2 separate regions of the Homo sapiens genome follow, and region 1 is linked to region 2. Evidence: chromatin loops called from intact Hi-C (ENCODE). Cell type or tissue: Calu3. All regions are shown on one strand. Links, peaks and the distances in the headings refer to the core of each region. The heading gives the core; the rest is flanking DNA. Region 1 overlaps TMEM178B (transmembrane protein 178B). Region 2 holds the start of TMEM178B (transmembrane protein 178B).

Evidence for each region. Peaks named below come from ENCODE experiments on the same cell type or tissue, not always from the same donor. Only the 100,000 strongest peaks of a DNase experiment are listed, where the experiment ranks them.
Region 1: a loop joins it to region 2, with 2.9 times the contacts of the local background. A loop is called at or near these places in 2 of 110 quality-filtered maps.

What each region holds. Positions count from the first base shown.
Region 1 is chr7:141,155,181-141,170,691 of GRCh38, reverse strand. All of the region lies in intron 1 of TMEM178B (transmembrane protein 178B), which reads right to left. Among named protein-coding and RNA genes, the nearest start is that of TMEM178B, 89 kb to the right of the region's middle. RefSeq lists an enhancer at 11,162-12,361. In Calu3, for the core only: no CTCF peak of the experiment used is centred there; a DNase peak (open chromatin) is centred at 8,361.
Region 2 is chr7:141,064,937-141,080,447 of GRCh38, reverse strand. It overlaps TMEM178B (transmembrane protein 178B), which reads right to left and starts at 6,384. Exons shown (of 4, transcript NM_001195278.2): 1 at 5,756-6,384. The coding sequence starts at 6,137. It overlaps LOC105375537 (a long non-coding RNA gene), which reads right to left. Exons shown (of 3, transcript XR_928053.4): 3 at 10,157-10,532. RefSeq lists an enhancer at 12,735-13,329. In Calu3, for the core only: no CTCF peak of the experiment used is centred there; DNase peaks (open chromatin) are centred at 5,807, 7,127, 7,767, 9,047 and 1 weaker place.

The DNA of each region.
Region 1 (15,511 bases), core at 3,445-11,444, 90 kb before region 2:
CACAGTCCTTGTCAGCTGGTGGGAACTTAGTGGCAGCCATTCTGGGAAGGGTCATTTGGAGCAGATATGGGGGGGAATTTGAGAGGCAATCAGTTACACCATCGGTAACAGCTGACCTTTGTATCATTTGCAGAGCAATTCCATAAATTCCATTGTTTGATCCTTATAACAACGAGAAACAACTGATGGTTCCCATCTACAGGTGAACACTATGAGGCATACTCAGATTAAGTCACTTACCCATGATCTCATGGCCGGTCACAACACACTCAATAAAAAACTGAGAAGAGCCGCAGTGAAAGAAACAAGGTATAATCCACTGTAAGACGGATTATACCTATTTTGGGGGTCCTGTAAGAATTCCAAAAATTACTCATTATAAATGGAAGGGACTCTATCCAGGGACTATTCAGATCAAGAAAATTAACTCACACTTTGGTGACAGAATAAATTAATACAAACATATGAATAACAATATGAAAATACTTACCAGAAACCATGAAAATGCCCAGTCTTTGACCCAGTAATCACACTTGAGAAAACTTAGGCTAAGGAGAGAACCCAAAGAATTTTAAAGTTATACCCAAATAATGTTTATTGCAGCTGTATCATGGCAAAAATGTAGAAATCTAAGTATCCAATAGTAATGGAAAGCCAAAGAATGTGAAATACACACTTGATTGTATTTATGTAGCAATATGGAAAAATATTTGCATAAGATTGAAGAAAAATCTTAATTTATGCAAAAGAAATTATGTATTCATGTGAACAAACAGTGGAAGGGAACATACACTATTGAAAACAGTTTGATTTGACCAAGAAGATTGTGGTGAATTTTTTATCTTTCTTTAATCCAGAGTTGCACAAATATTGCTAAACATTATTGGCATATAATATAAAAGTCTGAAAATCAAAACGTGGAAAATTGTGCTAGAATCTCTAAGGTTTCTAATAGCTCCAATAATCTCTGTGAGCCTTTTGAGGCCAGGACAAGTGTCTTTTTCACCTTTGTATCCCCAGAGTTTTCTGCAAGTGATTATTTTCTCCATAAATACTGAGGAAATGCTACAAGCAAGCATGTGGATGATTCTTTGCAGAGCCTGTCAGAGCCTTGATTACCCCAAGAGCCAGGTGTCTAGATATTAGCCAGATGAATGTTCTATTATAAAAATACATGCACACGTACATTCATTGTGAATAGTGATTCACAATAGCAAGGACATGGAATCAACCTAAACACTCATCAGTGGTAGACCAGATAAAGAAAATGTGGCACATATGCACCATGGAATACTATGCAGCCATAAAAAAGAATGATATTATGTCCTTTGCAGGAACATGGGTGGAGCTGGAGGCCATCATCCTTAGCAAACTAAAACAGGAACAGAAAACCAAATACCACATGTTCTCACTTATAAGCAGGAGCTAAGTGATGAGAATACATGGACACATAGAGGTGAACAACACACTGGGGCCTATCGGATGGTGGAGGGTGAAAGGAGGGAGAGGATCAGGAAAAATAACTAATGGGTACTAGGCTCAATACCCGAGTGATAAAATAATCTGTACAACCAACCCCCATGACACAAGTTTACCTATATAACAAACATGTACCCCTGAACTTAAAATAAAAGTTAAATTTAAACACATAAAATATTCAGGAAGAACTAATTTTTAAAAGAGGAGATCAGAGGAATGGATTTGGAATGTTTCCAACACAAAGAAATGAGAAATGTTTGAGGTAATGGGTATCCCAATTGCTCTGATTTGATCATTACACATTGTATGCTTGTATCAAAATATCACATGTATCCCATAAATACATACAATTATTATGTCCCGATAAAAATTAAAAAGAAACAAAATGAAACAAAAAGAAAATATCCAGGAGGAATCATCTTCTTTTTTTTCTTTTTTTTTGGGGGACAGAGTCTCCCTCTGTCGCCCAGGCTGGAGTGCTGTGGCATGATCTCAGCTCACTGCAACCTCCACCTCCCGGGCTCAAGCGATTCTCCTGCCTCAGCCTCCCAAGTAGCTGGGATTAGAGGTGCTCGCCACCACACCCAGGTAATTTGTATTTTTAGTAGAGATGGGATTTCACCATGTTGGCCAGGCTCGTCTCAAACTCCTGACCTCAAGTGTTCCACCCACCTCAGCCTCCCAAAGTGCTAGGATTACAGGCAGAATCATCTTTTGAAAGAGGAAATCAGAGCAAAATCTGGGGAAGAGAGTGCTGGATTTAAAAATTTCTCAGTTTGCCCCTTTGATGTAGTTCCACAAATTACAATCCCCAATGCCAAGTGCACAAGAACAGAATAGCCTTGGTTCCCATTCTCCAAGGCCTAGAGACCTTCTCCAAGGCAGGATGTGTCTCTGGAAGGAGATGCCATGAAGTTTGCATTAAATTGAAGGTCACCAGAAGAATGACTTGAAGCCACGAGCCAACCAAATTACACCAAGTCAAAGGCATGAAATATCAGAGATCTTTGGATTAGAAAAGAGAGACAACCCAGCTAGGTAGGTGATCCATCTCCACCAGCTCAAGCAAGTCACTTAAACACTATGGGACTCAGATTCCCGGTCTCTGCCCTGGCCATCTCGCAGGGATGTCATGAAAATCAAACATGTTAAGAAAATGTGCCTGAAAAAGATGCATAAACTTGAAAGTGCTATCTATAGAAGAGTCTGGCTGCAGCAAATTCACAATAAATGTTGGAGCTAAGTGAGTGCATGAAAGCGTGAAAGGAAGCCAAATGATTATGAGATTTTTACAAAAATGTAGGGGCAAATATAAGGTGGGATGCTGGTCTGTGTTCAGAGCAGCAGGAAAAAGCTGCTTCCCTGGGGCACAACGGGTAGGCTTCTCAGATTGCTGGCAAATTGGCCTTGGGAGGAGCCACCAGGGCACACCGGCCCTGTCCAGGGCTGCATTCCTTTACAGGGCCTTAAAAGGGTAGAGCAGCCTCAGAATCAGGAAGAGAGCTGCCCTACATTCACTAATTATGCATTTGAGGACAGCACAGGCCTGAGCATTTGACAAAATTTTAAGGGATTGAAGGGAAGCCCTTTGTGAGAGGGCACATCAGACATGGGCTGTGATCAAAGGGACGAAAAAGAGCGAGGGATGTCAGTGACATAGATCCAGGCCCTTTGTACACGGTGACGTGATTAAAGGCACAAATCCACTTCAGAGTTGTCATTCCTAATAGAACCTGATGGGAATGAGGAGCAACGAACTGGCAGGAGGGCAACACGATTCGCGCACACTCACAGTGACTACCTCATGCCAACTTGCTACTGAGGGCCCCAGGATGCTGAGATACGCAAGACAGAGTGTCCTATATTGGATCTGCTTGCAGTCATACAGAGAGACAAATGACAGTGAGGGGCATTTGGGGTAACAGACGCATGGGCGAAGAGGCGATTTCTTAAGTCCTGCATTGAAGGACAAGATGTAGTACTCACGGGCAACTCTAGATAATGTGTCAGGAGACTAGTTCCATGTGTCCTCAGAGCAAAGCAAAGAGCCCAGAGCAGCTTCTGCTGCAAGGGACCTTAGATCACATAGGTCAACACCCTCATTTTAAAGATGAGAAGACTGGAGCCCAGAGAAGTTAAATGACTAGCTATAGGCCACACAAGAAGCTACTGGCTATGATCTTTAACATTGTCATTTTCCAAACATAATATTAAGTGATAGATACGAATCTGGCAGAGTTAACATGAGACTGAGAGGAAACCGTCTGTTCCAAGTCACCCATACAAGGACAAGAAAGGGGAATGAATGCTTGTTAAGAGGAATCTGTGGGTATCAAACTTCAGGAGGAAAAGCAATAGCCAGAAAGGGCACACTGCACTCCAGCCATGATCACAGTGTTTAGCTCACATCTGCAGGAGAAGCTGTCCTTGGTCTTTTCTCATTCATCTTTCAAAACTAAAAACCCAAAGGCAAGACTTGGCAGTGATCAAGTTCTTGGTTCCTGGTGCCACTCTTTGTCCTAAAAAGGAGCACCTGATACATGAAAGACAAGGTTAGGGCAGGTTCTGGGACGTTCCTGTGGGTCTCCTGGGTAGCAGCCCTCCACATCCCCAGGAATGTTTCTTCCTATCCCCTCTTGTCAGTAGATACTAGAAGGTGGCTCTGATCTTTGCAAAGCTTTCTAGCCCACCCCATCTCTTATGGCAGTTTCCAAAGGAGCTACCTTCCCTTTATGAAGACTAAATATGTTCTGGGGAAAGCAAACATATCAAACACTAACATGGATGCACTGCTGCTTCCACCAGCTCACGCTGGTGTGAACTACTCAAAAGGATTCCTCCATTGGGATTCCGACACAGAGGAAAGTTGACTGTTCCCAATGATCAAATAAATCCAGCAGGACCCTTACTTCCTGATGACCTCTTAGCACCTGTCTGGTTGCAGTCTGTGTTTCTCACTCTCCTAGAGCCCAAAATGGCCCCTTAGAGAGCACTGTGGATCCTGCACAAGGGGAACTTCATAATTGGGAAGAAGGTTTCATCTGGGTCCCACCTACTATAGGTCTACTGGCCCAGAGTCTGAGTACAGCAATTGTGGCAAATGCTGCTGGTTGTCTTTGACTATCCAGCCTGCTTTTTCTTCCTCAGGAACAGCACCCCAATTTTTAGCTAGCTAGGCTTGTCGCTTCCTGGAAAGAAACAAATAAAGACTACATTTCCACGGCTGTCTCATAGCTAAGTGGGGCCATGTAACAATGCCCGTGGCTAACAAGGACAGTCCCTCACTATGTGCCGTGCACAATGCTAAGCACCTTTCTGTACATAAAGTCACTTAATCTCACAAAAACCCTATGAGAGACACAGTGATTATCCCATTTTTACAGGGCAAACATCCCAGAGAAGTTAAGTAATTTTCCCAATTCATACTGTTAATGAGTGCCACAGCTGAGATTTCAACTCAAGCGGCCTGACCCCAGTCAAAGCTCTTCACCACTCATTACACTACACTAAATTCCAGCTGTAAAAGCAGAAGTTTTGTGTTGAACTTCCAGGAACATGCCTTTGAAAGGAGGGGGTTCCAGGAGGTGGAGCTGAATGTTCCTTCCTTGAGTGTGAGCTGAACTGAGAGACTTGCTTCTAACCAAGAGGGTCTGGAAAGGGAAATAAAATAACTAGACAGTGGAGAAACCTGGCAATCACCACCTTAACCAAGTGGTCAAGGTTACCATTGCCAGTAGTAAGGCATGCTGATATCATGGACTTTGATATGATGCAATGAAAGGGGGCTTCACTTCTGTGAAATTCTCCCCAAAACCTAATAACCCAGACTATTCCGTGAGATAACATCAGAGAAACTCAAGTTGAAGAGCTTTCTATGCAATGCCTGACCAATACTCTTAAAAACTATCAAGATTGTGAAAAACAAGAAAAGATGGAGAAAATATCACAGGTTGAAGGAGACTAAGAAGATATAATGATTACATGCAACGTGGGATCCAGGATTGGATCCTGGAGCCAAAAAGGACATTAGTATAAAAATAAGCAAAATTCTAATAAATAATATTATCAGGTTGATAATATTGTACCAATGTTAATTTCTGCATTTTGAAAGCTGTACCATGGTTTTGTAAGATGTTAACATTAGGGAAAGTTAAAGGAAGGATACACGGAAACTCTCTGTACTATTTTTGTAAATTTTCTATTAATCTAAAATTATTTCAAAATAAAATGTCTTTCAAAAAGGAAGAGGCAAGTGCTACCCTTCCCATTTCTTCCTATTGCTTACCTGTTAAATGATGGTGATGCTGGAACCCCAGCAGCCCTATTGATCCATGAGGTGACCCTGAAGTCACCTTGAGGATAGAAGTCATGTCCTGAGGATAACAGAGCAGAAAGATGGAGGCCTAGATCCCTAATGACGACACTCATTGCCCTCTTATCAGCCCTGAACTCCTAGTTGCAAACCTCTTTTTCTTATGAAAAAGAGAAATCACCTGTAACTTCTATAAGCCACTTATTTGGGGGTTTCCTGTCAAATGCAGCCAAACCTAATCCTTGTTAATAACAGCAATAGAATGAAAACCTGTGCAATTTCTATCACTGATATAAAAATTAGAATCTTAGCCTTGGACTTGGTCTTAAATTCCATCTAGTCCAAATTGTCATTTTTCACATGAGTAACAGAACCAAAGAGCTGAAACATGTGCCCAGGTCCCATCACCGGCAACAAAGCAAACACAGAAACCCAAGTCCTGTCCCAGTCCAGCTTCCTCCACTGGGTCTCACTGGTTGGTGAGAATTCCAAAAACCAGCATTGCAGCATTAATATAATTGCACCCATAAAAGTCAGGGTAAAATACTGCAATGCAGGTTTTTTCTGATTGTCACACTGACTCGCCTATCTCACTCTAATGATAACATTCTGAAATTTTACATTTCGGAATAGATTACTGACCACAGCAATACGTCTGCAAATTATAATTTTGTGAATTTCACATTTTGAGTTTCAGGAACCAAAGACTCACATATTAAAAATGATGCATTTGTTATATTTACTTGGTTTTCATTAAAAGGGTGTTGTACAAAGGAAAATGTGTACTATTGTATCTATCAAAGAGTATTATATTCAGAAAAAAATAAGGTTTCAGTAGTTACGGTCACTAATAACCTAAAAACCCAGGGAAAGTCACTTCCCCAATCTGAGTTACAAATGTCTTAGTCTGTAAAATTAAAGGATTAGCTGGGATTTGATTTCCCATGGTTTCCTTGTAATTCTAATAATCAGTAATTTCACAACACTAAAAAAATCATTCAGTGTTCACTATCTATGTATAAATGATTATTTCAAATATCTATACCTTTGCATTCTTCACTAAATCTGCTTAAAATATGCTGTTTGCTGGCCAGGCATGGTGGCTCACCCTGTAATCTCAGCACTTTGGGAGGTTGAGGCAGGCACACCACTTGAGGTCAGAAGTTCAAAGCCAGCCTGGCCACATGGTGAAACCCCACCTCTACTAAAAATACAAAAATTAGCCAGGCTTGATGGCGCTCACCTGTAATCCCAGCTACTCGGCAGACTGAGGCATGAGGAACCACCTTGAACCTGAAAGGCAGAGGTTGCAGTGAGCCAGGATTGCACCACTGCACACCAGCCTGGGCCACAGAACAAGACACCGTCTCAAAAAAAAAAAAAAAAAATTGCTGTTTGCTAAATAGAGAATACCAATCTGTGGTAGACTGCATTAATGATCCCAATTCTTCACCCTTCTCTTTGCTATGAAACATCACAGTTTCTCTCACCAATGAAGTAGAGTCGTTATCCCTGCCCCCTGAATCTGAGCTCAGCCACATAACTTGTTTTGGTCAATATCATATGGTGAGAGTGACAGTATGCCAGTTCCAAGCCTAGGCTTCCAGAAGGCCTACATATTTCCATACTTGTGCGGCTTCCACCATTATCATGAGAATTACATGCTTTGGCTAGCTTGCTGGTTCTGGTAGGGGGATAAGTACATGAAGAACCGCCCTAGCTAAGGCACCTCAGGCAGGCTCTCATCAACCTAGAGATGCATGAATGAGTCCAGCCAAGAAGCAGAACCATACAGCAGAGAACAGAACAGATCTATTGCACCCTGAAGACACTGGAGAAATAATGTTCATTGTAAGCCACGGAGGCTTTGTGGTTGGTTGTTACACAGCAAAAGCTAGCTGATACACTGCTTTAAAACCTCAACTTTGAAGGGAATCTATTTTTGGCAAGCACTGGCTATATGCATATGCCATAAAACGTTCTACAGGAAATGGATCTGGTTTGCTAGTGAAGTGAGGGATCCACATGCACGCTTGGCACCACATGCACAATCAATCCTTTGCCCACAAATGGATCAGGAAATCTGCCTACACACTCTCTGGAGCTTTATTCTTCACTCCCATAAAAGCACATTCAAATGCTGAGTTATCTACACAATACCACCTCTTGAAATCATGATTTAAAAACCATTTATACCAGACCCCATCTTTTGCTGTGCCTAAATTCAATCCAACATGCCTATTTTGATTAATGAAATAAAATGCTAGTGTTGGTACCATGGGACTGAGATTCTTTCCTAACTATGCATTGGTAAGAAACTAAATTAGATGTCAACATCCTATAATGGGATGAATATTGCTTTTATTCCCATAGGCAGTAGTGCTAAAAGGCAAATGTATTTAGTTGGGCCCATTTTGCTTATTTTTCAAACATTCCACAATTACTTATTAAGCTTCAACTTGCTCTATGTAAACATTGTTCAGGTGTCAGCCCTGGGTGTGGGCAGCATCCGGAACCAGCAAAGCCCAGGGTGTATCGCATGCCAGCAATGAGCAGACAGGGGGTCAAAGGACGGTCAGGCCACAGAGCCCAGGGACAGCTGAGGGATGTAAAACATGAGCGGAACAAGGTGAGAGGCAAGTGGCTGGAGAGAAAGAGCAGGACAACAGCCAGCAGGAGCTGCAGGGCGCAAGGCGTCACGCGTCAGCCTCCAAATCAGAGATGGCTTCTTGTTTTGTTCTAGGCTTCTCTGCAGTTCCTGTGGGGAAACGGGGAATCCTAGGGGAGCTGGCCAAGCCCTGCAGGTGGAGAAAGGCGGTTATTGGCACCTGACTGTGGGGCATCTGGAAAATTAGCTCCTGGCAAGGGAGTGCTGGCTGCTCAGCGCTGGGAAGGATGCCTCCCTTTCTGCCTGCAAGTGCACACAGACACACACACTCTCATGCTCTCTCACAAATCCTCACACAAACACACACATTCTCACATGCTCTTGCACACTCAGACCACACTGCTGCACTCATATACCACACAGCTGCACACTCACATGCCACACACTCTGCTTCTCTCACACACTCACCACCCTCACAAACTCTCATACACACTCTTCACACACAAACACACACACTGTCACACACACCACCCACTCTCTCACCTATACAGACACACACACAGTTGTCAAGTTCTGTCCAGCCCACCTCAGAAGTGTCTCTCACCCTCTTCCCAGGCACCCACGCCCAGGCCCGCACTGCCTCCCACCTGTTCCCCTGGAAGAGCCTCTGGATCTGGGGGACCACTGCTGCCAGTCCCTCAACCCACCCAGGCCTTCCTGCGCATGGTCACAAATGACCTTCATAAAACTCAGCTTTGATCTCGTCACTCTTCTGCTAAGAAGCCATTGATTCTCCCAGCATGACAGAATAATGGCCACACAACAGACCCACAAAGGCTCTGGCTTCGCTCCTGGGTCACCGTCTAGGCCTCCTCCCACTTATTAGAATCCTCTGCCTTTCCCAGCTCACCTCCAGCAGAGCCTTCCCGTCGAGCCTTTCTGCAGCCCCGTGGCTCAGAGTAAAATCCCCTCCCTCTGTGGCTCCCTCAGACCACTCACCACCTCGTCATCCACCATAGCCCTGGCCACTCTCATCCCAATCTTGTCAGACAGAAGCTCTTCGAGACAGGTCCTGTGTCCCATTCATCCTTACATCTCTCTTCCCCTTCCTTCATGCTTTGAGCATAAAAGAAATCCAGGCCGGGCGCAGTGGTTCGTGCCTGTAATCCCAGCACTTTGGGAGGCCAAGGTGGGCGGATCACGAGGTCAGGAGTTCAAGACCAGCCTGACCAACGTGGTGAAACCCCATCTCTACTAAAAATACAAAATTAGCCAGGCATGGTGGTGCATGCCTGTAATCCCAGCTACTCAGGAGGCTGAGGCAGAAGAATCACTTGAACCTGGGAGGTGGAAGTTGCAGTGAGCCAAGATCGCACTATTGCACTCCGTCCTGGGCAACAAGAGCAAAACTCCGTCTCAAAAAAACAAAGAAAAAGAAATCCAATAAAAATGTGTTGAATTTAAGGTTAATAATTGAATCTCTATGCAGGCCAATTAATTGTGTTAATCCCACATCCGACCAGTTCCCATCACTGAGCACAAGCTCAGTGTACCAGAGATCATGGCTGGTTCCAGGTGACTCAGACCCACCATAAGGAAAACGGTGCAGAACATATGCCCCATGTGCCCGCTCTCAATAGTCACTCAAACACAGGCCTCAGAAAACACCACTTAACAAGCAGTTATGGAGCATGTGTCATGTGGCAAGCACTCTTCTGGCCACCAAGGCACAGTCAGACAGCAGGTTAGGGAGGCAGAGAGCAACGTGATCCATCCTAGAGAATGACGACACTAGCAAGGCCAAGATAGGTGGGGATGTGGCAGAGGGAAGGAGGGGCAAGGAGGAGGCAGTGACCTGCCAAACCAAGTCTCTTCTGGGAGGAGATGCTCAGGCCAGTGGGACAGCAAAAGCCAGTGAGCTCGGAGCCTTCAAGGAGAAGTGAAGCTGGTGCCGGGGTATCACTGTGTACCAGGGCCCAGCATGGGAGGCTGGTGAGTTAGAAGGTAAGATATAGACAGCTTGAAATTCATCACCTCACATAAGAAGGATACAGTGGCCTTTGAGGACTCAGGGAAAGGGGTGGGAGTGGGGTGAGGGATAAAAGGCAACACATTGGGTACAGCGTACACTGCTCGGGTGATGGGTGCAGCAAAATTTCAGAAATCACCACTAAATAACATCCGCGTAACCAAACACCACCTCTTCCCCAAAAACAATTGAAATTATATATATATATTATATATTGATTATATATTACATATCTAAATTATATATATTATATATTAAAATTATATATATATATAAAATAAACAATGCTTCCCCATTATTGAACAATTTTTTTAAAATTCACCACCTTAGCCATTTTAACAGCTCGGTAGTGTTCAGTTCATTCATGTTGTTGCACAGCCAAACTCCAGGATTATTTTCATTATGCAAACTGAAATTTCACACCCATTAAACAACTCCCCATTCCTCCATCCCCCAACCCCCTGACGACCACCCTTCTACCTTCTGTCTCTATGAATTTGTCCATTCTAAGTAGAAAGAATATTCTATCTCATATAAGTGAAATCCTACAGTATTTGTCTTACTGTGTCTGGCTTACTTCGCTTGGCATGATGTCCTCCAGGTTCATCCGTGTTGTAGCGTGCGTCAGAATTTCCCTCGTTTCTGAGATGGAATAATATTCCACTCTATGAATATGCCACATTTTGTTTATCCATTTGTCTGTCGGTGAACACGTGGGTTGCTTCCGCCTTTTGGCTACTGTGAATAATGCATTTATGAACATGGGTGTACAAACATCTCTTCAAGACCCTGCTTTCAATTCTGGGGGGTGTATGCCCAGAAGTAGAATTGCTGGATCATACAGTAGTTCTATATTTAATTTTTGGGGGAGCTACCATACTGTTTTCCAGAGCGAGGAGCTGGGATTTTAAACTAAGTGAAACTGGAGGTCATTTGACAGTTTTGAGCAGGTGAGTAACATGATTTTATTTGGATTTTTAAACCATCCCTCTGGCTTGGTAACACATAGGATAGATTGTGGGAGCAAGAGTGACTGCAGGGAGACTACTGCAGCTAGAAGGTCATCATGAGGCCCTGGAAAGAGAAGAGGGAAGAAAGAGGAGATGAGGAGATGTAAGCAACCATCAGATGGGGATAGAACAGGGGTGCAGGCAGGAGAGGTTGGGAAGGGGCCGCTGAAGATGGCTGAGTCCCTGGATGCATGGTGACATCATTCACAAAATCAGAGAAAAGCAAGGGATATAAATATCTTTAAATAGTTCACAAAAGGTATCAAAGCCCTGCCCAACCTCTTCCTCATTTCCCTTGTCCTCTCCATCTCTAATTTTTTTACAATCCTAAATTTCCATTTAACCTTCATTCTCTCAGGCTCCCTGTCTGCCTCCTCAAGAACAGAAAGTGACTCATCAAGAGGTCACCCACAGGACCAAGACATTACTGAAGCATGCAGGCTTGTTCTTTCGGCATGCAGGCTGGCAGGAAGTCAGACCGCATCTCCAAGCAGAGGCCTGAGAATTGGCCAATCAGCCATCCACACTTGTCAGCAGATCCCAGTGCTCAGAGGACAGCGTGAGATCTAGGCATCCCCAGCTGGGCTCCAGGCAGAGAGTGACCCTGTCCACAGGTTCGGCCTCTTCTCAAGTCCCTGGGAGTCTTGTTCTTCCTGCTGGTCTTCTTGTCCTTGCCACATTTATAGATAAAGGATGGCTTTGGGGAGGCTGAGATTGGTCTTTAAACATTCAACAAATATTTACTAAGCACCTATTGTGTTCTTAGCAACATCCGGATATAAGGGATACAGACATTGATCAGACACGGATCTTGCTCTTGAAGAACTTTCAGGACAGACATCAATTGGCAACCTGAGGGGCCAAGCATGGTGGCTCATGCCTGTAATCCCAGCATTTTGGGAGGCTGAGGCAAGTGGATCACTTGAGGTCAGGAGTTCGAGAGCAGCCTGACCAACATGACGAAACCCTGTCTCTATTAAAAATACAAAAATTAGCCGGGCATGGTGGTGCATGGCTGTAATCCTGTCTACTTGGGGGGCTGAGGCAAGAGAATCGCTTGAACCCGGGAGATGGAGGCTGCAGTGAGCCGAGATTGCGCCACTGCACTCCAGCCTGGGCAACAGAGTGAGACTCCATCTCAAAAAACAAAAAATTGGCAATCTGAGGCCACACAAGCTTAAATACCACATGGTAAAGAGAAAGAGACTGTTGCAGACTGATGTCTGTTAGCAAAAGAGAGTGGGACTCGTGCTGGCCTACAAGGAAAAACCCAATTTGGGCAGAGAGGAGAGGAAAAGATGCACCAGGCAGGGGAGAGTGGTTCATTAGAGGCACAGAGGCGGGGAACAGTAGAGCCAGTGAGCAGGACACAGGAAGCAGGGTGGAAGGGCCTCCAGGAGGCTAAGATGACACTCAGCTGTGAGGAAATGAGGATCTCAGAGAGGAGCAAGAAGGAGAAACTAACATCTTATCACCATGATGTGCCAGGCATCACGCCGGAAGCGTCATCACTGTTACCTCGCTCGGAACTCACAGTCACCTGCGAGGAGTGAGATTGGGGTTATCATCCCCATTTCACAGATGTGCAAGTTGGGCTTAGTTACAACTAAAAGTTTTTTTGAGTAAGACTGCCAGCGACAGGACCTGGGGTCGGGCTGCTGAGAGAGATGAGGAAGCAGCTGTTACTCTCTTGGACCCAGACCTCCTCTCTCCGTGTTGTTGTTGTTGTTGTTGTTGTTCTGTTATTGTCCCTGGGTGCTTTGAGTTTCATTTGTTTGCTTGTTGGTTGGCTGGTGTGCGTGTGTGTGTGCGTGTGTGTGTGTGTGCACGCGCGCAGGAGTAGGAAAGAGAGGATCTGTTTTGCTTTGCTATGCTTCTTGCCTTAAAGCTGTTCTATAAAATGAGGAAGCTCCTCTCCTAGGACTCCAGCATGAGAGGAGGAAGGGTGTGGTCCTCTCCAGTAGACTGCACCAACTGTCCCAATTCTTCACCCTTTCCTGTCCTCAAAATCACCATGAGACTTGGTAGTTTGCACCAAGAGAGGCAGAGCATCCATCCCCGTCCCAGGTCTGTCCAGATTGGCGATGTGACTTGTCTTGGCCAGTGGGAAGAGGGCAGAAGGGACAGTGAGCCTCAGCTCCCCCAGGCCTCCAGAAGTACTGCGTGTTTCCACTTTCACCACTGCTAAGAGAAGGATATACTCAGGGTCGTCTGCTGGCCCCAGAAAACTGAAAGCTGGGAGCTGGGTGGAGAAGACCTGAGCCCCAACTATAGCTGGGAGGCCAGCCCAGCTTAGATCAGCAGCATTCTGAAACATCCCCTGGTTACAAACCACTGACCTACCCCAAATCCCTCATTTATCAACAGATGCATCTGAAACCCAGGCTGGAGAAATGATCTGCTAGAGCCTTACAACCAGTTAGAAATTGGGTCTCCTGATTTCTAATCCACAGCTTTTTCACCATCCCACCCTATCTCATCAAAGGAATTCCCTGCAGGCTGCAAGAAAAGAGAGGAAATCTGAGATGCCAACCAAGTAAGTAATTACGCAGAATAGATGCAGTCAAAAAGCATGAAAGCAAGATTTAACCTGGATAATCCCTCCATAATTTAGAGTTGATCCGTCTAAACAAGTTCCTGTTGATTTCCCAGGAGGCCCTTTCTTCTTCTGCTGAAGTCACTGGGAGCATCAGAGCTGAATCCATTAACCCCATCATCTTTCAAGGTGTCCATCTTTTGTACCTAAGAAATGTGGCTGACGTTTTTCATTTTTGAATCTGTGTTTTATTACTAGGCTCTATGGTACTCAAAAATAACCGCTTTTTTCCCAAGGGACTTTGCATGTTCTCTGCTTCACACAGATTTCAAGTCAGCCTCAACACTGCCTTAGTAATATCATTGCCTATAAATACTGCTGTCATTTAAAAATTCTTATAATCATGGCATAGTAGGGCTGGAAAAGACCTCAGAGATCCAGTTCCAAAGCCATCATTTTACACAGAAGGACACTGAGGCACAAGGAAGGTAATTGATCTTCCCCCAGTTACAGAGCTGGTTATTGGCAGAGCAATCAGTACTATGAGTGAGATTTGCAGAATCATGCTAGAAATACAAAATAAGCTCAAGTGTCTAAGGGAGTCACTGAAAATGGGTCACTCCATATTTGTTTTGGGGTTTTTTTGGTTGTTTGAGATGGAGTCTCACCCTATCGCCCAGGCTGGAGTGCAGTGGTACGATCTCGGCTCACTGCAGCCTCCGCCTCCTGGGTTCAAGCGATTCTCCTGCCTCAGCCTCTCAAGTAGTTGAGATTACAGGTGCCCACCACCATGCCCAGCTATTTTTTCTATTTTTAGTAACAACGGGTTTTCACCATCTTGGCCAGGCTGGTCTCGAATTCCTGACCTCAGGTGATCCACCCGCCTCAGCTTCCCAAAGTGCTAGGATTACAGATGTGAGCCACCACGCCCGACCCCTTATTTGTTAAGATGCCTGATGCCAGGACTCATGCCCCAAGTCTGGGCAGAGATTGAATAACAAAAGAAAATGGCCCTGCCTGGGAAGAAACTGAGACCTCCTTGAAGAGCCAGCAGGTTGCCAGGGCTACTGGCACCTCAGATGCTAGCCTGACCCCAGGATGGCTGAGCACACATACCCCTTCCATCAGACGTGGAAGCCAAGCACCACTGGAAGGGTGAGGGCACTGCTGATGATGTGCTGGAGCCAGCCTGTGCCAACAGCTCAGAACCAAAAGCTTCATTTTGTGTGCCAGCTGTTAAACTGCTGAGAGCTTGAAATCATGGTGGGTGTATTTAGACCATGGGGTGCTATGCCCCCATCAGGGAGTCATGGCCTGCCCTAAAATTAAGAAGAGCCATCCCCACAGACAGGGATACTCAGAGAGGGAAAAACAGAATTAGCAAGGAAAAAAGAGCTCCTACCCAGATCCTTGGCAGCAAGAGCCCCATGGGCTGCATCCCTGTATGATGAGTACCCGACTCACATGTGCCTAATGTGATCTCTACAAACTACTTCTCTGTCTAAATCTTCTGCCTAAAATCACAGTATCCTGATTC
Region 2 (15,511 bases), core at 3,179-11,178:
GGGTTTCAACCATGTTGGCCAGGATGGTCTCAATCTCTTGACCTCGTAATCCGCCCTCCTCAGCCTCCCAAAATTCTGGGATTACAGGCGTGCGCCACCGTGCCCAGCCGTGGAGTATTTATTTATTGTCCGTCTCTCCCCTCTGGAATGTAAGCTTCTCCATTTGGTCCAACACTGTACCTGATGCACAGCCCAAAGGCCCTCAATAAATACTTGTTGAATGAATGAATGTGTCCTTCATGTCTATAATTTCAGCATCTACCACAGCAAGCGAAGTAAATAAGCAAAAGTTATATGACAAAATGTGTATGCACTTTGGTCAGTGAGCTTCAAAACAGGGTGTGTGAGCCACTCTCATTACTTCAATTTAGAATTGAGATTCCAAGAGTATTATTTCCTTTTTATTCTCAATTTGTGGAATCAATATCCCAGTTTCTTCTCCACCTCACTCCTGCCCCGATAGATTCTAAGATGATGGTAGAGTGTGGTGGGTGAGTTCCCACATCCAGAGCCAGAATTCAAATTCTGACACCTTTGTTTCCTAACTAACTGTGAGAATTCACAAGTTATCTGACCTTTCTGTGCCTCAGTTCCCTCAAATTTAGGATGAGAATTTAAAATAATACTTATACTTCCTAGGGTTATTATGAACAATAAATTAGCTAATACATATAAAACTTTTAGGAGAGACCTGTCATCAAGATTGGCTATAATTATCATTAATCTCTTTCCCACCCCACCAACTTTGCAAGTGATGTTTAATGGAGATGGAGAGGGCAGGAGGGAAGAAGGGAGAAGCTTGTGAGAATTCTGTGAGTTGATGATAGAAAATTAAAATATAAATTTACTATAATTGACCATGAACTAAAGCCTTCTGCCCAATATATTCAAGTAGCAGTTTCTTAAAGTGTAGAATGATATACTTAAATTTAAACCCAAGTTATCATGGAATTATACTCATCTGAAACAAAGTTATGTGCTTGGTTCTTTTAGAGGCTATAGGCTCTGCGTGGCGCTGTCCAACAGAATTTTCTCCGATGGTGGGAATGTTCACTGTAATCTGCACTGTCCCATACAATAGCCAGTAGGCACATACGGCTACTGAACATTTGAAATGTGGCCAATACAACTACGGAAATAATTTTTGTTTGTTTGTTTTTTGAGACAGAGTCTCGCTCTGTCACCCAGGCTGGAGTGCAACGGCATGATACCAGATCACCGCAACCTCTACCTCCTAGGTTCAAGCGATTCTCCTGCCTCAGCCTCCTGAGTAGCTGGCATTACAGACACACACCACCATGCCCAGCTAATTTTTGTATTTTTACTAGAGATGGGTTTTCACCATGTTGGCGAGGCTGGTCTCGAACTCCTGAACTCAAGTGATTCACCTGCCTCGGCCTCCCAAAGTGCTGGGATTACAGGCGTGAACCACTGTGCCCAGCCTATTTTATTTAACTTTGGTTATTGTTAACTTGAACAGCCACATGTGGGTTGTGGCTCCCCAACTGGGCAGCATAGCTGTAGGGGATTTGATATACGAGCTCCCTGACTTGGTCCATGGCTGCTCTCCAGCTCCTGGTCTGCTCCTTCTCCTTGCCCCAGAAATCAACACTCACAAGGCCAAACTGCTGTTCCACACCTCTATGGCTGTGCATATGCTGGCCCATTGCCTGAAATATCCTTCCTCCACATCCACCTCCAAACCTTATCAAACATCTTGTTCAGATTTCATTTCCTCAGGACAACTTTCCCTAACCTCCTCCTGCCTACCTCCCGCTACTGCCGACACAATCCACCATCACTTTCTCTGTGTTCCTCTGCATCTGTTTCTGTTGCTGCTCTCATCATCCTGTAGTTGTAACCTATTTTCTCTGACACTAACAGACTATGCAAATTCTGAGGACCAGATCTTATGCATTTCTTCATCCTAGCGATGTGTGCCCATAACACAATACATGTGTAGTAAATATTTGCTGATCCCATTATTAATTTTTAAATATGTGAATGTTTTCTTAAAATTACTTTTGGAGTATTGACAACCACTCTGTGATTATGGGAACTCTTTAAGTCAAAGTCTATTATAAGGCCAATTTTCAAATAATAAAAAGTTCTTAGAGTATCAGTTGAAGTTCTACTTATTTCAAACTATATCAATATAATATTTTAGTACAAACCAAATAATATAATTTTCCCCTTAGAGTTCCCTAGAACAAAATCCTACCTATAACTCCTCCTCCTAAGGGTCTGGAAGTCTCTTGGATTTCAGAAACTGATCTTGTCACTGATCTGTCCCCAGTGCCTGCAGTCACTTACTAGGGAGACATGGATGAGATTTAAAAGCAAGAAGACAAAAGGACCTGATTTAAGACTTGTCATGGATGCCAACAAATGGGAATTCAGGGTAATCTACCCTTGCTGTACCCTATATCCAATCTTACCCCCAAGAAGGAAATAATTAAAACCTTATCCATCATAAAAAATAATGTCCACAAGTGATATGTGTCTGCTTAGTGACATGTTATCCAAAACAGAATTGTCTGTTTTCCTTATTCTTTGGCAAAGCTCAAGAAATCGTCCCTTCATAGATTATGTAGCATTTGTTGCAATATTGACCTGGCCTGACAGCCACACTGTTTCATATTTTCCCATCACGATTTTCTAATTTTTTACTTAAATTCTCACACAAGTGTTTCTATAATTAGAATAAGCTTGGATGGATACATTTCTGTGAACCTAATTTGTATGAAATATTTCCCAAATACCAAGCATCTGGTGAATGTATTTAACAAATGATGGTCTTTCCTGACCTCTAGGAACTTACAGTTTAATAATGCAAACAAATGAATACACAGTGATGAGAAATGCATACGTGTGGGTACAGCATGGCAGAAGGTCCTGGAGGGGAATGGATTTCAGAATGAATATGAATCCAGAGGACTTTACCTTCAAATCAGACATAGATTTGATGTTCGTTTTCTTATTAATTATGTGGTTTTATGTTGAAATGCACAAATAGCACTTTCTAATGTAATGAACATCGATTTAACAAATAACTAAGTTCTTTAGATCATTTAGATAAGTCTCTAATTTTCCTATATATTAACGGATTTTAAAGTCTTTTCTCTGGTTTTCTTTTTCCCTTGCCCATTACATATCTTCCAGAATTTTAATCAAAGTAGATATTTCAAAGAAGACAGAGGTCTGAGATCTCTTTTGCGGTTTCTAATGAATAATGTGAGATAAACATCTTTTTCTAAAATGTCTCATTTAAATATAGGGATATCAGTTTCTCTTTTTAACTTCCTTATAAAATCTGCCCATCTAAGAGGAACACTAAGTGTAAAAATTGTGTTCTATATGTTATTGGAATTGCTTGTGAATTCTACTAATATAACATGCACTTATTTCCAAAATGTGTCTATTGCTGCTCAGAAAAGGAAGATCTGGTTTTCAAAGAGTGTGTGTTGAGGTTAAAAATGAAGATAGTGACCTTAACTCTCTCAAGATTTGTAAGGCTGGCATGTCATCTATCTCAATAATACCTAACAAGAATGTCAAATGGACAGAAACAGCCATGGTAAGCGGGTGCTTGCCGCTGACAGTGATTGCTGTATTTTGGGCGATGGGGAACACCATTTCCATTAGTTCAAGTGAAATACAATGCCCTGCCAACTCTAGGTATCAGTGTATTCAATACCCCTGCTGTGCCATGTCCATTTTCTGTTGCTGCAATTAAAAATCAGTCGATACAAAATCAAAATGTTGTACATTCTTCCCCTATCCCTTTCCCTGTCTCTGTTTCCAGCTTCACCGGAAGAACATGTCACTATGGCAACCAACCCCTCCAGTGCACAGACCAAGTCAACCTTTCTAGTCAGACTGCCAAGCAGAGCAACAGGGAATCAAAGCTCTGAATGGAACCGCCAGAAACCATGAATTCCATCCCCCTTTCTCTAAGTGGGGTTAACCAACACAAGAAGGGATACCTCTCTTATTCTAGAAGGCATTCAAGGAAGGAAAAGTAAGAATATCCTTCAACAAATTCTCCCAGTGTTTGCTGTTCATTATTAACATGAATTCTCCCTCACATTTCAGCTAACTTCCTCTCATTTCAATTTTAAAGAAAGCAGAAAATCATGGATAAAATAACACTTTATAAATCTGAGAATCTCAAAACTGTTATAAGGTCACTCATTGTCAAAAACTATTCTAGGCCCTCTTGTTTTCCTGCCTTGGCAGCCAAACCCAAGTTGGTCTCTTCTGGACTCCCCTAATATTCTGTACATCTTTACAAAGTGGTAGTGCTCCAAATGGGTCACCTTGTTCCAATAAGAACCCAATTGTGAAGCAAATGGGATATTGGTTGTATTAACACACCAATAACAAAATCAGCTAAAATCCCTAGTCATTCTAAAGAAGCTATAAAACAAACAGATAGATTCTGTCTCTGAAGCCACCTCACCTAAATCTGACCTGGCCACCTAGACCAGACCCACTGCTTGTCATTCTTAAACACTTGACTTTTTTGCAAATTAACAATTTTTTCTGATCAATTGCACACTTGTATCCATCAAAGAACATCAGTTCTCATAAATATTATTTTAATACAGCAGCAAACCTCACAGCATTATAATGAGACACTAAGAACTGCTTTTATATCTTGGCCTTAAAAACTTTGCAAATAATAGTATCTTTGTCACCTTGACATCACCATTTAATAGTTAAAGAGAATGAAACACAAGGGGAAAAAAACCAGACTCATAAAATCTGCACATCTTCCTAGGATGTAGCTACCATAGAAGAGAACATATTCCTTTCTTCAGAGCAGTTTTAATACACATTCAAACAATATTCCAGTGGGTTGACAACAGGATGGTTCCCAAAGTATAAATCATACAAGGTTTACAAATTCCATCCGATAAGCAGAATTTTTTAAGTAATGTGATCATATTAAAGTATCAAATAAATTTTTATCATTAGCAAATGCAGCTTGTTTTGTGTTTTGACATACACTTTGGGAATTTTTATATACATTTTCTGAAAATCTTATTTTTTTTCTCTGACATGCCCACTTTGATGTTACTGAAAGAACTATTTTTTTTTTACTTATTAGACCTTGTTGATATTCGATGCACAGAAGTCACTACAGTCAACCACTGTTTCAGAAGGAGACATAAAGAATTGTGATATGATGCTGCTGGTCAGCTGGCTTGGAGCTGCTTACAGGACAGGGGCTGTGATTTATTGATGTTTATATGACCAGTGCCTACACCATATCTGGTATAGTATAGCGCTCAGCAAACGTTTCTGGTATGAATAAGGCCTTCTCTGTGAAATGTTTCCCCCAATTTTCCTTGATTAAATCAGTTCAACAAAAATTAGGAACCTGTCTACCCCTGACACATGACTCCTAAAGGGCTTCCTTTAAGAGCACAAACAACGTTCCAGATTCCCTTCTTCTCAGAGGCTGATGAAGCATTATCCTGGATAAGAACCCTGGACCATGAGGTTCCACTCGAATCCCGACAGAGACGCGCGAAAGGAGAGGCAGGGGAGAGAGTTAAGCCTGCACCAAGCTTCATTAACAGCTATTGGGAGGCAAGTCCTGGCCCCGAGGCTCAGCCAGGCCTGGATAACCGGACCGCCTGGAACCCAGAGACCTGATAGCCTGTGGCCTGGGAAGGAGACGCGAGGGGCTGCGGGGCCTAAAGGCGCCGGGCTCTCCGCAGCGCCACGCCTTGCGCCCGGCGCTTACCTTTCCGAATGAGGGCGGCGATCTCGGGGTCGAAGCCCTGCCGGTGGCACTTCCTCCAGAGGCCCATGTTGGTGGAGTTGTACTGCCGGCTGCACTCGTCCGCGGGGCTCATGGCGAACAGCTGCCGGCGATTCCGGGCCCGGAGGAGTTTGCCCTCCCAGCGGTCCAGGCGCGAGCGGCTCGCCCGGAGCGGCAAGTTGTTGTTATTGTTGTAAATGAAGCCGGGGTCGACCCGGCGGGTGTTGAAGGCCTTGCACCTGTCCCTGTGCTTCCTGGCGTCCGTCTCGTACCAGTGGTCCGAGCAGATGGCCACGGCCAGCATGCCGAGGGCGCAGAGCGCTAGCGAGAGGCCAGTGTAGAGCAGTAACCTTCCGGCAGCCATGCCTCCGCTTGGCGGCTACACCATGGGCATGATCCGCCGCAGCCTCGCCTTCCCTCGCCGCACCCGGAACAAAGCGGCGGGCGGCCGAGCTGGGGGAGGGGGCAGGAGAGGGACTCGCGCCGCGGCGCCCCCTCGGCCCCCGCCTACCGGAGCACGGCCCGGGGACTGCGGGGATGGGGGCGGGCGGCCTAAAAAGTTCTGATCCGGAGAGGCTCCCGCGGGCTCCTGGGCATCCTCTGAGGCAGGTGCAGCCTCCGGCGGCGGCGAACCCAGCGCGGCCGCCTCCCGCCCCCTCCCCGCCCCGCAGGAAGCGACTGCCCCGAAGCAGCCGCCTCGGCTCCCAGCCCGGCTTCGGGCGCCGCTGCCCTCGGGCCGGAAACTAAATGCCAAGTGTCCTCGGCTGCGGTGGGGCTTCTTTGTGCAGGATGGTGACGGGACAGAACTCGCCTGTCTCTCTGAGGGGGACGGGGGGTGCTGTCAGGAGGCGCCACTGGACCACCGGGTGAAGTAGAACGCCCCGGATGCGGCCGGCGGGCGAAAGAAACCTCCAGGTGCTGGGGCCGGCTTCTCGGAGTCCCTCCTGGGTCTCTGGCTCAGAGCCTCTCCCCCTCCCCGTCTGCAAGCAAAGACCTGGGGCGCGCACCCAGAAATGTTCTTCCTCTTTGGGTCGGGTCCTCTTAAAATCTCCGTTCTCTGGTCACCAGCAGGTCGGTTGCTCCTTCTGACCCGCGTGCTGCGCTCAGAGGCGCACTCCCCGCGGACGCACGCTCTCGGCCGACCTTTCCCCGCGAGCTCCCCGGTGCCCTGCCTCTGGCATCGCCATTCAGGCGGCCCCTCGGGCCGACAGCGTGTTCACCCGGGCGGCGTTACCGGACGAGACCCGGCCTGGGATCTGCGGAGACTGGGCGGCTGCTGGCGGACGCGAGGGGCGGGCTGCGCGGCGGAGGGTGCACCAGGCAGCGCTCACTGCGCGCGGCGCTAGGGGCTCGGCCCACCGCGCCTTCAACACCATGGACAGGTCACGCCGCCACGGCGCGCTGCCGGCCCAGCCGCCAGCCCCCGAGCGTCACGCAGCTCTTCCCAGCGCCGTCTTCTGCCTGGAGTGTCCACCCGACCGCCTCCGGACCCGGCTCTCCCGCGACGCCTCCGCCTCACTTCATCTGGCACCCGGGAGCCCCGGGAGCCTGCCGCCCAGGTGCAAAGAAAATGCCGCAGGCACCGAAGAAAACCCCGGTCCCGGCCCCTCCAAACAATCCGCCCCTTTCTCCAGGCACCTGAGCCCTTGGCACTCTGGCACCCCGTCTGCTCTGCCCAGCTGGGCTCAGTCGCTCTCAGATTGCACCATTTTCTTCGCAGCCCACCCGGGCGCCGAGATGCCGGCTCACTCGACAGCGTGCAGAGAATCCCGTCCTGGCCTCGGCGTCCCACGATCCGGCTCCCGGCGCGCGGTGGTCGCCGAGATGAATGGGGAGAGGGTGGGGGAGGGAGGCTGGGTCACTCGGCTTCCCCTCGTCGCCTCCTCCTCTAGCCGCGGCGGCTCCGAGGCCTCGCAGGCTCGGCTGGTGCCCGGGAGGCGCGAGAGCCCAGGCTGCGCCCAGGGGACTGGGGAAATCGCATTGCCCGGGTGCGGGCGCCGGAGGAAGCTGCTGCCGCGCTCTCTCGTCCGGCGCGGGTAGCTGCAGCCTTGGCTAAAACCCACAGACGAGAACACCGAGCGCGCAGCCAAAAGCTAGTGATGTCATCCGTGCAACGTGAGCCTCATCTCTTATTTTTCTAGTCTCCTTAAAGATAAACTGCACCATTTCCCAGGCACGAAATGTCTAAGTCTTATTCTTTGACCAGGCAAGTCAATGGTGTCTAGATAGGTATGTGCCCAACCACATCCATATTTATGCACATATACATATATGTGGTATGTAGCATGTTTACATGCATTATTATAAATTTAGGGATGTTGCCTACAGCTCCTGTTTCTCTTTTCAGCCATGGAAAATTCTCTCAAATCCACTACGGTTATTTAAAGGAAAAACTGCTTATTGCGGAGTCGGCCTTCAAAGGGGCCAAGCGAGCTCCCTGCATCCCCGGTTTGGGTCGCTGGTGTCTTGGGAGGCATTTGATCTTTTTTTCCCCAGAAAGCCACAGGCGCTACCTTGCAAGCTACAGGCGTTTCCACCTAGGACTGAGCTGAGAGCGGCTGCGGAGTTATCCGGCCAGCCCCAGTCCAGTCCCAAGCCAGAGCCAGGCACCCCGACACACACCCACCTCCACCTGCCCTCCCTCCTCGGCAGGAACAGAAAGAAGAAATTTGGCTGATCGACTCAAGACGAGAGAAATTTAATGGTGGATGGGGGGTGGTCCGTTAGTAGATATTTTGAAAACGCTGGAGAGCTCGAGCGTTGAGGGAAGGTGGGGTTAAAAGAAACCTCGATGCAGGGTTTGTCATTTTGTAAGGGTGGCCGCTGGATTTAGGCTCTGCAGGGGCTCTGGGAGGTAGCGCCGGACCCCAGACCTTGAGCGGGTGGGCCCCAGGCAAGCCCCGCTTCATCCCAACTTCAGCCCCCCTGCTCTGCTCACGTGAGACGGCGCCGCAAAGGCTGGGACCCTCCCTCCCGGCATCAAACGCTGGGTTTTTCACTCTAATGCTCACCCCTCGTTTTCACCCTCACCCCAAAGTCGAGGTCCGGCATTGCCGGGTAAAGAGTTGCCCTGGGGAAAAAGAGAGTCTCTGACACCCTGCTTTGCACAACGGGGCTTGTGAGCCAAAATGAGCGCACCTCCACCATATTCTTTTTGTCTTTTTTTTTTTCCCTCTCTCTCTCTCTCTCTCTCCCCCGCCCTTCCTGCATTTTGAAAAGCGCGAACGAGGCGTTTCAGTGCCATCTAGTGGGGGAGGGGCGTGCCTCGCTTTCGCTTTTCACCCCTGGATTCTGCAATGGGATTTGCCCAAGGGACAGCAGAGCCTGAGGAGGCCCGCTGGATTCTCGGGTGCCCGGCTGGTCGAGGGACTGCAGGCATGCGCCCTTGGCCAGATCTCTGCCCTCTGGCTGCCCTAGGATGTCGAGATGGAGTCAAGTGACTTTGGCCCCAGTGTCTTCTAATCTTCCTTTCTACCCACCCCCCTTAACCAGTGCACCCTCCCCCAACCTTGAAAATAGAGAAACAAATAAGCGCAAACACTTTGCACTCATGCAGACAACGTCTTAAATTTCTAAAGTTATCTTCTTCACTAAAGTCGAGAGCACTTTTAGGCTAACAAGCTGCCTGCATTTGATAACAGGGAGGTAGAAAAGGGGTGAAATGACATCTACAAGGTCACTCGCGAAATCAGGGCACAGGGGGCCTTCAAGCCCCAGTCTCCTGGTTTCCAGCTTTCCTCTCTTCTTAAACCCGGCCGAAGGGGGTGCCCCTGAGACCACTGGCAGTCCAGGCAGTTGTTCATTCCTAGTAAATGTACCTGTTTATTTTGTCCTTATCTTTCCTTCCTCTTCCATTGTGCCACCCATCTAGTTTCTCCTGGCCTGTACCTGAGGCCTGCTTCCAAGGATGTGCCTGGCCCACTCCCCAAGGTCCTCAGCAGTCCTGTATTTCGGGCCCTGCTTGCAGTGGGAACCCAAATGGTACACTATCCTCCTCTTTACTGAACATCATTAAAATTCTATTTTGAAATGTTTGTCCTTGATGAAATCCCAAAAATCCTATAAAGTTATTGATTCATGGCCTCCTTTGAAGTGCAATTACCTTGGGCAGCCCTATATTATTATGGGATGATCCTGGTCCTCGGGGCTAAGACGGTTGCATGACTATCTTTTCTTAATTGGGTGATCTAAGTTTCTTCCTGCTGCCTGCTTCCGATTCCTTCCACTCTGCTAGCTATAGCATCACCATCTTTGGGTTTCCAACCTATTTCTTCCCATTTGCACCAACACCATCCCAGATCATAGGATCTCAAAATCAGAAGAGTCTAGAGTCAAACACACATGTAATAATGCATGAATCTCTTTTACAACATTTTCCAAAGAGTGAATGACCAGCTTCTGCTTGCACACTTGAAGTGATGGGGGAATCACTTTGTCTGCAAGCGGCCCACTCCACTTCAGACAGTGAAAGTAGCTACACAGTTCTTCCCTATACTGAGCTTTCTCCTAAGTCTGTATAATTATACTCATTGGCTTTTGTTTTTGCTTTCTAGAGGCCCACAATGAGGCCTGATTTGTCTTCCATTTAGTGGTCCTTCTTGCCCTTGACATCAGTCATCATGTTCTTCCTACATCTTCTTTCCTCCAGACTAAATACCCCTTGTTCATTCTTGTGCTTGCTCTTCTCTGGTTTCTGATACTTTCTGGTTGTTAGTGTTCCTTTTAGCTAATACCTCCTTCATCTAGAAGTCATGTAAACCTATGAAGAAAATTTGGTAAGTCTGTCATGTTCTTATATGTGGAGTTCTTATATATCCTTTGTGGAGTTCTAATGATCCTCACTTCCTCTTCTGGGAGCCCATAAGTCATCCCCTTCTTAAGCCATTCCTAGAATCTTGCTCCAAAATGGCATTAAGGTCATTGATCTGTGATTTGTGAAATCTGCATTTTTCAAATTTGGCGTTTCATTTGTTCACACCCACCCACTCCCTTTTTTAAAGCAATATTAACATTCTACAAGCTCTCTCTAAAGTCACCGACAAAGGTTGAGACATCATTCAAAGTTCTCTCCATTTCCTGGAACACAGTTCACCTGGAGCAGACAGATGTTTTCCTCCAATTTCTTCACCCCTTCTGAACTGCCTTCAGTTACCATATTGTTCTACGCTATACCACACCTTCGGCCTGAAAATCTCTCTTTGACATTGTCAATTGAAAGCAAAACAAGTTGATGAGATGTTCTTTCTCTCTGCCACATATCAATATTAATATTACACAATTTGGCCAGGTGCAGTGGCTCACACCTCTAATCACAGCACTTTGGGAGACCAAAATGGGAGGATTGCTTGAGCCCAGGAGTTTGGACAAGCCTGGGCAACATAGTGGGATCCTATGTCTACAAAGCTGGGTGTGGCGGCATGCACCTGTGGTCCCAGCTACTCAGGAGGCTGAGGTAGGAGGATCACTTGAGCCTGGGAGGTCGTAGCTGTGGTGAGCCATGATGGCACCACTGTACTGCAGCCTGGAAAACAGAGTGAGAGACCCTGCCTCAAAAAAAAAAAAAAAAAAAAAAATACACCATTTGTCTAGAGCAAAGTTTCCCTACATATTCTTATTTCTTTTTTCGTAATTAACTTTGCACAATTTGGACATTATTTGTAACCCAAAAGTTATTTTGAGCTCTAGCCCTCCTGACACAGTTCCCAGGTCAATGACATGCTAGTATTTATGGGCAAACAGGTATCTTTCTTTTCTCATGCAGATCTTCTTTCTAAATCTCAGTTTTAAGACTGGGCAGGGTGGCTCATGGCTGTAATCCCAGCACTTTGGGAGGTCGAGGCAGGGTATCACTTGAGGTCAGGAGTTTGAAACCAGCCTGGCCAACATGGTGAAACCCCATCTCTACTAAAAATACAAAAATTAGCCAGGCATGGTGGCAGGTGCCTGTTATCCCAGCTACTTGGGAGGCTGAGGCAGGAGAATCACTTGAACCCAAGAGGTAGAGGTTGCAGTGAGCCAAGATCACACCACTGCACTCCAACCTGGGTGACAGAGTGAGACTCAGTATCAAAAAAAAAAAAAAAAAGTCAGCTTTAGAGAGTCATATTAGTTTAACTACCTTCCTTCTCTTCTTCCTCATCTTCCTCCACCCCACCACCATATTAATCTTCTTAAATTCCACAGTTATCCTTTAAAATCCTGTAGTAGGGTTGGGCACAGTGGCTCACGCCTGGAATCCCAGCTTTGGGAGGCCAAGGAGGGCAGATCACTTGAGTCTGGGAGTTCGAGACCAGCCTGGCCAACATGGCAAAACCCCATCTCTGCTAAAAATACAAAAATAAGCCAGGCATGGTGGTGCAGGCCTGCAATCCCAGCTATTCGGGAGGCTGAGGCACGAGAATCACTTGAATCCAGGAGGTAGAGACTGCAGTGAGCGGAGATCATGCTGCTGTACTCCAGCCTGGGTGACAGAATGAGAGTCTGTCTTAAAAATAAAATAAAATAAAATTCTGCAGTAGTTTCACTTTGTCTGTACCTTAAAGTTCAGACCTTTTACATCTCTATAAGACCCTGCCCAGGGCTTCAGCCTAGCCTCTAACGATGACTTCCTCACTCTCAAAGAAACACCCTCGGGTGGAGGAGCCAAGATGGCCGAATAGGAACAGCTCTGGTCTACAGCTCCCAGCGTGAGCGACGCAGAAGACGGGTGATTTCTGCATTTCCATCTGAGGTACCGGGTTCATCTCACTAGGGAGTGCCAGACAGTGGGCGCAGGCCAGTGTGTGCGCGCACCGTGCGTGAGCCGAAGCAGGGCGAGGCATTGCCTCACCTGGGAAGCGCAAGGGGTCAGGGAGTTCCCTTTCCGAGTCAAAGAAAGGGGTGACGGACGCACCTGGAAAATCGGGTCACTCCCACCCGAATATTGCGCTTTTCAGACCGGCTTAAGAAACGGCGCACCACGAGACTATATCCCACACCTGGCTCAGAGGGTCCTACGCCCACGGAATCTCGCTGATTGCTAGCACAGCAGTCTGAGATCAAACTGCAAGGCGGCAACGAGGCTGGGGGAGGGGCGCCCGCCATTGCCCAGGCTTGCTTAGGTAAACAAAGCAGCCGGGAAGCTCGAACTGGGTGGAGCCCACCACAGCTCAAGGAGGCCTGCCTGCCTCCGTAGGCTCCACCTCTGGGGGCAGGGCACAGACAAACAAAAAAACAGCAGTAACCTCTGCAGACTTAAGTGTCCCTGTCTGACAGCTTTGAAGAGAGCAGTGGTTCTCCCAGCACGCAGCTGGAGATCTGAGAACGCGCAGACTGCCTCCTCAAGTGGGTCCCTGACCCCTGACCCCCGAGCAGCCTAACTGGGAGGCACCCCCCAGCAGGGGCACACTGACACCTCACACGGCAGGGTATTCCAACAGACCTGCACCTGAGGGTCCTGTCTGTTAGAAGGAAAACTAACAACCAGAAAGGACATCTACACCGAAAACCCATCTGTACATCACCATCATCAAAGACCAAAAGTAGATAAAACCACAAAGATGGGGAAAAAACAGAACAGAAAAACTGGAAACTCTAAAAAGCAGAGCGCCTCTCCTCCTCCAAAGGAACGCAGTTCCTCACCAGCAATGGAACAAAACTGGATGGAGAATGATTTTGACGAGCTGAGAGAAGAAGGCTTCAGACGATCAAATTACTCTGAGCTACGGGAGGACATTCAAACCAAAGGCAAAGAAGTTGAAAACTTTGAAAAAAATTTAGAAGAATGTATAACTAGAATAACCAATACAGAGAAGTGCTTAAAGGAGCTGATGGAGCTGAAAACCAAGGCTCGAGAACTACGTGAAGAATGCAGAAGCCTCAGGAGCCGATGCGATCAACTGGAAGAAAGGGTATCAGCAATGGAAGATGAAATGAATGAAATGAAGCGAGAAGGGAAGTTTAGAGAAAAAAGAATAAAAAGAAATGAGCAAAGCCTCCAAGAAATATGGGACTATGTGAAAAGACCAAATCTACGTCTGATTGGTGTACCTGAAAGTGATGTGGAGAATGGAACCAAGTTGGAAAACACTCTGCAGGATATTATCCAGGAGAACTTCCCCAATCTAGCAAGGCAGGCCAACGTTCAGATTCAGGAAATAGAGAGAATGCCACAAAGATACTCCTCAAGAAGAGCAACTCCAAGACACATAATTGTCAGATTCACCAAAGTTGAAATGAAGGAAAAAATGTTAAGGGCAGCCAGAGAGAAAGGTCGGGTTACCCTCAAAGGAAAGCCCATCAGACTAACAGCAGTTCTCTCGGCAGAAACCCTACAAGCCAGAAGAGAGTGGGGGCCAATATTCAACATTCTTAAAGAAAAGAATTTTCAACCCAGAATTTCATATCCAGCCAAACTAAGCTTCATAAGTGAAGGAGAAATAAAATACTTTATAGAGAAGCAAATGCTGAGAGATTTTGTCACCACCAGGCCTGCCCTAAAAGAGCTCCTGAAGGAAGCGCTAAACATGGAAAGGAACAACCGGTACCAGCCGCTGCAAAATCATGCCAAAATGTAAAGACCATCGAGACTAGGAAGAAACTGCATCAACTAATGAGCAAAATCACCAGCTAACATCATAATGACAGGATCAAATTCACACATAACAATATTAACTTTAAATATAAATGGACTAAATTCTGCAATTAAAAGACACAGACTGGCAAGTTGGATAAAGAGTCAAGACCCATCAGTGTGCTGTATTCAGGAAACCCATCTCACGTGCAGAGACACACATAGGCTCAAAATAAAAGGATGGAGGAAGATCTACCAAGCCAATGGAAAACAAAAAAAGGCAGGGGTTGCAATCCTAGTCTCTGATAAAACAGACTTTAAACCAACAAAGATCAAAAGAGACAAAGAAGGCCATTACATAATGGTAAAGGGATCAATTCAACAAGAGGAGCTAACTATCCTAAATATTTATGCACCCAATACAGGAGCACCCAGATTCATAAAGCAACTCCTGAGTGACCTACAAAGAGACTTAGACTCCCACACATTAATAATGGGAGACTTTAACACCCCACTGTCAACATTAGACAGATCAACGAGACAGAAAGTCAACAAGGATACCCAGGAATTGAACTCAGCTCTGCACCAAGCAGACCTAATAGACATCTACAGAACTCTCCACCCCAAATCAACAGAATATACATTGTTTTCAGCACCACACCACACCTATTCCAAAATTGACCACATACTTGGAAGTAAAGCTCTCCTCAGCAAATGTAAAAGAACAGAAATTATAACAAACTATCTCTCAGACCACAGTGCAATCAAACTAGAACTCAGGATTAAGAATCTCACTCAAAGCCGCTCAACTACATGGAAACTGAACAACCTGCTCCTGAATGACTACTGGGTACATAACGAAATGAAGGCAGAAATAAAGATGTTCTTTGAAACCAACGAAACAAAGACACCACATACCAGAATCTCTGGGACGCATTCAAAGCAGTGTGTAGAGGGAAATTTATAGCACTAATCGCCTACAAGAGAAAGCAGGAAAGATCCAAAACTGACACCCTAACATCACAATTAAAAGAACTAGAAAAGCAAGAGCAAACACATTCAAAAGCTAGCAGAAGGCAAGAAATAACTAAAATCAGAGCAGAACTGAAGGAAATAGAGACACAAAAAACCCTTCAAAAAATCAATGAATCCAGGAGCTGGTTTTTTGAAAGGATCAACAAAATTGA